Regions from separate parts of the Homo sapiens genome. Here region 1 is linked to region 2. Evidence: chromatin contacts called from ENCODE Hi-C or POLR2A ChIA-PET data. All regions are on one chromosome and are shown on one strand. Each heading gives the region's core, a stretch centred on a gene start or an enhancer-like site at or near the end of the contact. The rest is flanking DNA. Distances are from core to core; before and after follow the strand shown. Region 1 holds the start of GPKOW (G-patch domain and KOW motifs). Region 2 holds the start of TIMM17B (translocase of inner mitochondrial membrane 17B).

Region 1 (3,949 bases), core at 1,104-3,603, 230 kb after region 2:
CACACCACTTCACTCCAGCCTGGGCGACAGGGCAAGACTCTATCTCAAAAAACAAAAAACAAACAAACAAAAAAATGTTGAAGGAAACCAGGGCACATCTGAAGGCTGAAGAGAACAGTTCAGTTGAAAGAGAGAGTGGTGTGGGGCTGTAGAAGAACTAGACTCAAAAGAAGCAGTGCAAGAAATTTATGAAAGAAGAGGTGAAAAGTCAGGTCTGTGGGTATGAAAGACAGACTTGGTTACTTCTGTAGACATGCCTCTCACGTCCCCTCTTGTCACCTCCCATCATCACTCCTTCCCATTCACTCCAGATACACCACATGTTGCCTCACTGATGGACACACCATATCGATTTTCTACCACTATGCCATTGCTTGGGCTGTTACTACTAACAGGAGTACTCACTCTGTTCTTCCCTCTCTCACTAAACCCTACTTATCCTTCCAGACCACTCTGGTCTAAGTCCCCAGCATCTCTAGCCTGGACTACTCATCCCCTTGCTTCCACCTTCACTAATGAGTCTGTTCACAGCTTCCAGAGGGATACTGTCAAATCATAAATCATATTTCATCTATGCTCAGGGCTTGTCCAGGCTCTCATCTCACTCAGAGTAAAAGCCAAAGTCCTCACAATGGCCTACAAGGCCCTGCCTGGTCTAGCACCCCCATCTCCTTTCTGACTTCGTCTACTACCCCTTCCCCTTACTCATTCCACTTCAGTCACACTGGTCTCCTTGGTGTTCCGCAAACACTTTAGGCAGTGTCTACCTTCAGGGCCTTTACATTTCCTGTTCCCTTTGCTGCACACCTCATTCAGATAATCCTAGGATTCAAGTACGTTTTTAGCATCCAGATACCCAGATTCATTTGGTAATGCTTCCAAAATGATGACAGGAGAAGGGGCAGGTGGCGGGCCTCTAGCACACACACAGACTTTCCCTGCTACGTGCAGGGACACAGCCTGGCGGACAGGGCAAAGAAAGGCTGGGGCAGGAGGGGGACAAGGGGCCAGCTCACTGTCTCTGCCCGGGGTTCGCTGTCTGCCCCTTCCCCGCTGGGGGTGCATCCTTTCTGGATCATGGGGATAGCGAGCGTGGGGTCGACACCCGCATTCTCTCTCTCTTCCAGAGACTTCTTGGATTCTAAAGGAAGAATAGGAGGGAGCAATGAAGTCCCACTCTATCCTTCCACCTTCTTCCTCTTCTTCCTTCAATGGGGAAGGGTAAAGGGGTATCACTCACCCGCAATGAGCTCCTTCACAGCCTGGGACACCACCCCATCCGCCAAGGCCCCAGTATCTGTGGATGGCCCAGGGGGCCGGGCTGGTGGCTGCCTGCGATGGCCATTCTGGATCAAAGGGATGACGAGTTCCTTGGGGGCCTCCTGGGGCTTCACACTGATGTGGACACAGAGGGGTGGGGTTGGGAGAATGGCAGGGTCAGTGGGTCACACTCCTTCATTCAGAGAAAACACAAGAGCCAAACTCACCCCAGCCCCACAGACCATGTCTTCCCTACTCCATGTCTGGATCTCCTGTTCCTCTCTGATCGTGCATTCTCTGGATTATCTCCCCAGTGCCCCCAACTCATAAATGTCAGTGCCTTCGAGAAATAAGTCCTGCACTCTCTGTTTAACTCAATACCGGCTTCTACAATGGCCCACAAATCACTATCTTCAGCCCAGACCTTCCCCAGCTCCAGGTTCCCAAACAGCTTCCTAGATGCCTGATTCTCTTCTGGAAATCCCTCCCTCAGACCCCTCAGACACTCCTCTCCTCATTAAGCTGATGGTGGCCTCCATCAACCTGAATCTGCCGCTCCATCCCGTTCCCCATATCGGGGACGCCTCAGCCCTTCAGTTGAGACACTAGCAGGTCCTGTCATTTTCTCATTCTTTCCTTCTCCCAGAACGCACAGACCTTAGTGTCTTCAAGTCCTAAAGACACTTCTTCTCAGTAATACATCCTCTCTTCGCAATTCCCACAGCTATCAGGCCCAATTTCCTCACCCCCTCCTATAAACTCCCGCCTTCTGGCCTCCACGAATTTACTCAGGCTGTGCTTCAGGCTTAACAGGTCACTGTCACCAAGACAAACAACTGAGATTCCTCCCTCCCGCTTACGCCCACCGCAGAGATTTCCAAGGGGTGAAAGACCCGGCGCGTCACCTCTGCAGCTCCCTCCCTTCCACGGTTTTCAAGAAATCCTTCTCCTCCGGAGATGGCCCCGCGCCGTCTCCCGAGTCGGCCAGCCGCCTCCGTGCGGACGTGCGAGTGAAGCCGAATGAAATTGGGGCAGTGGAAGCAGCCGTCAGCGGCAAAACACCCTCTTTGGAGTCAGCCATCTTGCTCCTTTTCCCAGGCCGGCGCGCTGCTTGCTGGGAAATTTAGTTTGGGTTCAGATCGCTAGGGGCCGGCCAAAGTGCGTAAAAACTACCTTCCCATCAACCACTGTGGCACCGGCGGGAGGGGGCGGTAAGGGGCCGTGGGAAGTAATTGTCGCTCTTTCAAACGTGGTGGGAGCGCGTCGCGCCAAGCGCCCAGGGAAATGTAGTTTTTTTTTTGTTTGTTTTGTTTTGTTTTTTAAGATGGAGTCTCGCTCTGTTTCACAGGCTGGAGTGCAGTGGCGTGATCTCGGCTCACTGCAACCTCCGCCTCCCAGGTTCAAGCGATTCTCCTGCCTCAGCCTCCCGAGTAGCTGAGACTAAAGGCATGCGCCACCACGCCTGGCTAATTTTTGTATTTTTAGTAGAGACGGGGTTTCACCGTGTTAGCCAGGATGGTCTCGATTTCCTGACCTCGTGATTCTCCTGCCTCGGCCTCCCACAGTGCTGGGATTACAGGTGTGAGCCACCACGCCTGGCTGGAAATGTAGTTTTTAGCGGGGTAGGCATGGTGGAAGGTGGATTCATTCTTGCCAGACATTAATCTTCCTTCGTGTAGGCGTTTGACAAGTATTTATGGAGCGCCTAATGTGTGCCCTACTTATGTGGGAAGTGTTGATGAAGTAAATCATTTAGAAATAATCAGCTGGGTGTGGTGGCGCGCACCTGTAGTTCCATTTACTCCGCAGGCTGAGGCAGGAGGATGGCCTGAGGCCTGGGAATTCGAGGCTGCACTTAGCTCTTATCGCACCACTGCATTCCAGCCTGGGTGACAGAGCGAGACCCCATCTCTAAAAAAGAAAAAGGTCGGGGGTGGGGGGGATGGAGCGTCAGTTGTGTACAATAATAAATAATAGACATAAAATAAATAATAGACATAAAAAACCCCGTCTCTACTGAAAATACAAAAATTAGAGGGGTGTGGTGGCTCATGCCTGTAATCCCAGCATTTTGGGAGGCCGAGGCTGGTGGATCACCTGAGGTCAGGACTTTGAGACCAGCCTGACTCATATGGTGAAACCCTGTCTCTACTAAAAATACAAAAATTAGCCGGGCGTGGTGGTGGCGCCTGTATCCCCAGCTACTTGGGAGGCTGAGACAGGAGGATTGCTTGAATCCGGGAGACAGAGTTTGCAGTGAGCCGAGATCCTGCCACTGCACTCCAGCCTGGGCGACAGAGCGAGACTCCGTCTTAAAAAAGAAAAAAGAAAGAAAGAAAGAAATAGTGCCTATTGGCCAGGCTCATACCCGTAATCCCAGCACTTTAGGAGGCCGAGGCGGGCGGATCACTTGAGGCCAGTAGTTCGAGACCAGCCTGGCCAACATGGTGAAACCCCGTCTCTACTGAAAATACAAAAATTAGCGGGGTGTGGTGGCGCATGCCTGTAATCCCAGCTACTCGGGAGGTTGAGGCAGGAGAATCGCTTGAACCCGGGAGGCGGAGGTTACAGTGAGCCGAGATCTCAACACTCCGGCCTGGGCTATAGAGTGACACTCAGTCTCAAAAACAAAAGAAAAACAAAAGAAAAACAAAAAAAAAAAAAAAAAAAAAAGAAAAAGAATAGTGCC
Region 2 (3,988 bases), core at 474-2,973:
GGGAGGCTGAGGTGGGAGGATCACTTGAGCCTGGGAGGCGGAGGCTGTAGTGACCCATGATCAGGCCACTGCACGCCAGCCTGGGCAACAGGGCAAGATGCTGTCTCAAAAAAAAAAAAAAAAAAAAAAACATGGCCAGGCACAGTGGCACACGCCTGTAATCCCAGCACTTTGGGAGGCCGAGGTAGGTGGATCACCTGAGGTCCAGAGTTCAAGGCCAGCCTGGCCAACATAGTGAAACCCCATTTCTACTAAAATTACAAAAATTCGTCAGGTCTGGTGGCACATGCCTGTAGTCCCAGCTACTTGGGAGGCTGAGACAGGAGAATTGCCTGAACCCAGGAGGCAGAGGTTGCAGTGAGCCAAGAGCGTGCCACTGCACTCTAGCCTGGGCAACAGAGCAAGACTGTCTCAAAAAAAAAAAAAACTGTCTGGCTTTGCACATACATTTAAAATTTGGTGATGACTCTTTGAACGACACAGCATTTCCACAGAGGAGCTCCAGTTGGGTGGGGTGGAGGGTGGAAGACAGAGGCCATGTTTGCAATCCCTACAAAATCCCAGATACAGGAGCCAGGCTCGGCACATAGTAGGTGAGTGGGCACCAGAATGAATAAGTGCACGTGACTGGCAGCTCCAAGCAGTTTTCAGAGCAGCCTCCCTTGTGGGCAAGATAGCTAACCCCACACCAACCCAGGGAAGGCCTGGACTCACAACAGGGGCATTGCGGAAACCCTTGATGGCCTGGAAGACTCCGCCACCGATGACACCCATAGTGAAGGCTCCACCGCAATCATCCACAATTCGCCATGGGCTGCAAGCAGGAAGGGAAGGACGGGGTTAATGTGAGCCCTCCCCCAGGTCCTGTCACACGAACTCTTTTCTAACTGGGAGAAACCAAGTCACCAGAATGGGAAGTTCCTAAGTAGGAACAAACACTTCAGATAATAATGAGCTAGTTCTGTCACGCTTTTTCCACACACCCCCCCATTAAAGCGAGAAATGGGGCAAAGGGGGAGAAATATTAGTCTTCGCCCTGTCTACCAACCAAGGAATCAGCCAACGGTTTTACTGTGATCAAAGATTAAATGAATTGGCACACGCAGAGTTGACGTTTCAATAAGCGACATAGGCGTGTTAACTAGCCAAGACAGACTGTCAGCAAAGCAGGACCGCGTCGCACCCCTTCTCCGACGGTGAGCCCGTCCAACCATGCCCCGCCCCTTTTCAATCCGGCACAACTGGGAAAAACCAAGAGCGACCGCGGGAAGCATCCACCGTCCCCGCCGGCCCTCAACAGGTTCATCCGTGCCCCGCCCCCCACTGACAAAGGCGACCTGGGAAAAACCACTGGCGGCAACTCTGGGGATTTCCGGTCAACACCGTACCACCCCTAGCCGGGATGGATCGTCCAGCGTGTCTTTTTTCGTTAACAGGGCTAGGAGATTACGAAGTCAGGAGAAACATGGCGTGGTTCGGCCTTCGCCGCACCTTCTCTGGTTGTGGCCCCTCATAACGGAGCCCGAATGACAGGAACCGAGTGGGGGTAGCGGGAGATACGTTAAGAGTCCCCCGAGTCTGGTACATGGCTCTGTGCGGCCGATGCCTCCCCCGCCCGACCCCCACGGCTGGCCTTGGCGTCGCAGCAATATTCCGGATGCCTGTGCCCATTGCCGTACCAGGGCTCCCGAGCGTACTCCTCCATGGCGCTGGCGTCTGGCCGCGCAGTCAGGCCACGCCCCCAGCGTAGACGCACACCGGCGTCGGAGCTTTCCGCCTATTACCGGGCAGCGATTGGGTCGCTATACCGCATGTCACGCCAAGGACGCACTCTCATTGGCCAATCGAGTTTCTGCCATTTGTTCATTGCCTCCTGAGCGTAGTCCAGTTACTTTCAGGCTCGGGGAGTGAAGGCCTCGTTGAGAGAAGGTCTCATTCGGTGTTTTGGGAAGAGAGTCGTGTGGGCCCAGGTATCGTAGCGGCGACACGAGAGAGACGGGCGGTGTGACAGCCTTCCACTACCTGCACGAGTGTATTGGTAACGTTGGGGTGGGTGCACTCTTTTGGAGCTGGAGGAAGTGCTGCCCTCTGCTCCCCCATCCCAGCGCTTTGGTTTCTCCCACCCGGCAGTCATGGGGACGCTGGATGAGCCCATTTCTGAAGTGCGGAGGGGCCGGGCTTCTTAGGCTGTGGGCGGAGCCTGGGCCTGGGAGAGGAACAGGGCCCTGGAGCACCTGGTTTCGGGGACAGTAGGGTTGGTGGGAGTTGCGATGATATTGCCACCTACCTCTTACATCTTTTAGTGCGTATGTTCTGTCCACCCAGCTACTGGTTCATTTGAGTAGATCGGAGTCAGATGAGTACATGTTTACGGGAGGCGCTTGGTTACGGGATCCAGATAGGAATCTTTATCTGAGCTGCTTGTCAGTTTGTTCGTCTGTCCCTAGGTCTGTCTGCTATCAGCTATGCCGCTGCCCGTTGCGCTGCAGACCCGCTTGGCCAAGAGAGGCATCCTCAAACATCTGGAGCCTGGTGAGACAGCTAAAAGCAGATGGTCCTAACACGTGCCAGCCTCGACAGGCACTTTTGTTGTTGATACTGACGCTTGATACCTAGCATGGGCCAACTGTGCACCAAGCAATGGGGTGGCAGGCATTTTTCGTTGTTAACAATGTGGATTCCTGACATCCATCCCTACCGCGTGTCAAGTGGAGGGGGTTGGGGGAATAGATATTTCATTCTTTTTTTTTTTTTTTTTTTTTTTTTTTTTTTTTTTTTTTGAGGCAGAGTCTTATTGTGCACCCAGGCTGGAGTGCAGTGGCGCGATCTCGGCTCACTAAAACCTCCGCCTTCCAGGTTCAAGCGATTCTCCTGCCTTAACTTCCCGAGTAGTTGGGACTACAGGCACGCCCCGCCCCACCACACCTGGCAATTTTTTTTTTTTTTTTTTTGAGACAGAGTCTCGGTCTGTCGCCCAGGCTGGAGTGCTGTGGCGTGATCTCGTCTCACTGCAACCTCCGCCTCCCGGGCTCAAGCGATTTTCCTGTCTCAGCCTCCCAAGTAGCTGGGATTACAGGCACGTGATACCACACCCGGCTGATTTTTGCATTTTTAGTAGAGACGGGTTTCACCATGTTGGCTAGGCTGGCCTCTAACTCCTGACCTCAGGTGATCCACCCCCCACCCTTGGCTTTCCAAAGGGTTGGGATTACAGGCATAAGCCACTGTGCCCGGCAGATATTTCATTCTTAACAATACTGACTGGCTGGGCGTGGCGGCTCAAGCTGGCATTCCCAGCACTTTAGGAGGCTGAGGCGGGTAGATTGCTTGAGTTTAGGGATTAAGAGATTAGCCTGAGCAACATGGCAAAACCCCGTCTTTACAAAAAATACAAAAATTAATCGTGTGTTGTGGTGCATGCCTGTAGTCCCAGCTACTTGGGAGGCTGAGGTGAGAGGATCTCTTGAGCCTAGGATGTCAAGGGTGCAGTGAGCCGAGATTGTGCCACTGCACTCCAGCCTGGCCGACACATGGAGACCCTGTCTGAAAAAAATCCAAAAAAAACAACAAAATAATACTGACCACCTAATGCCTATTTGGGGCCTACTGTATGCCAAGTTAAATCCCATGGATTACTCTATGGGGGTGATGACATAGTATCTAATAGGAAGTACTGCTAACCTCTACTGCTGTCTCCTGTGTGCCAAGCGTAGTTGCAGTGAGGATCTATCATTTAGGCCTACTGTGCTCTGGCTGCAAATCACACCTTATTATCAGTAATACTAAAAACTGGCATCTATTTGGGGCTATAGTGTGCCAGGCACTGGAAAATATATCTTCTCCTTATTGATAACTGACATCTATTACAAGCCTACTGTGTGCAAGGTATAGACCTTGTGGTTAATAAAATTGTCAATGATCCCAGGCCGGGCAGGGTGCCTCATGCCTGTAATCTCAGCGCTTTGGGAGGCGGAGGTGGACGGATCAC

Evidence for each region. A loop is a pair of places that touch in the nucleus more often than their neighbours do. ChIA-PET counts read pairs that join two places held with the same protein, here RNA polymerase II (POLR2A). Pooled maps may share reads with other maps.
Region 1: a map of naive thymus-derived CD4-positive, alpha-beta T cell shows a loop between it and region 2 (2.4-fold over the local background). The contact joins the promoter of GPKOW here to the promoter of TIMM17B in region 2. A Hi-C loop is called at or near these places in 1 of 168 maps with a recorded cell type or tissue (naive thymus-derived CD4-positive, alpha-beta T cell), 2 of 37 single-sample maps with no recorded cell type and 10 of 50 pooled maps. POLR2A ChIA-PET finds 5 or more read pairs at or near these places in 2 of 52 experiments (AG04450 and Panc1).

The regions. Positions count from the first base shown.
Region 1 is chrX:49,121,382-49,125,330 of GRCh38, forward strand. GPKOW (G-patch domain and KOW motifs) reads right to left here and starts at 2,354. Exons shown (of 11, transcript NM_015698.6): 1 at 2,166-2,354; 2 at 1,241-1,395; 3 at 1,017-1,141. The coding sequence starts at 2,341. RefSeq lists enhancers at 2,024-2,677, 2,678-3,331.
Region 2 is chrX:48,896,045-48,900,032 of GRCh38, forward strand. It overlaps TIMM17B (translocase of inner mitochondrial membrane 17B), which reads right to left and starts at 1,724. Exons shown (of 6, transcript NM_001395498.1): 1 at 1,680-1,724; 2 at 715-814. The coding sequence starts at 1,705. It overlaps PQBP1 (polyglutamine binding protein 1), which reads left to right and starts at 1,886. Exons shown (of 7, transcript NM_001032382.2): 1 at 1,886-2,038; 2 at 2,448-2,532. The coding sequence starts at 2,466. RefSeq lists enhancers at 1,240-1,389, 1,420-1,619, 1,910-2,279, 2,330-2,549.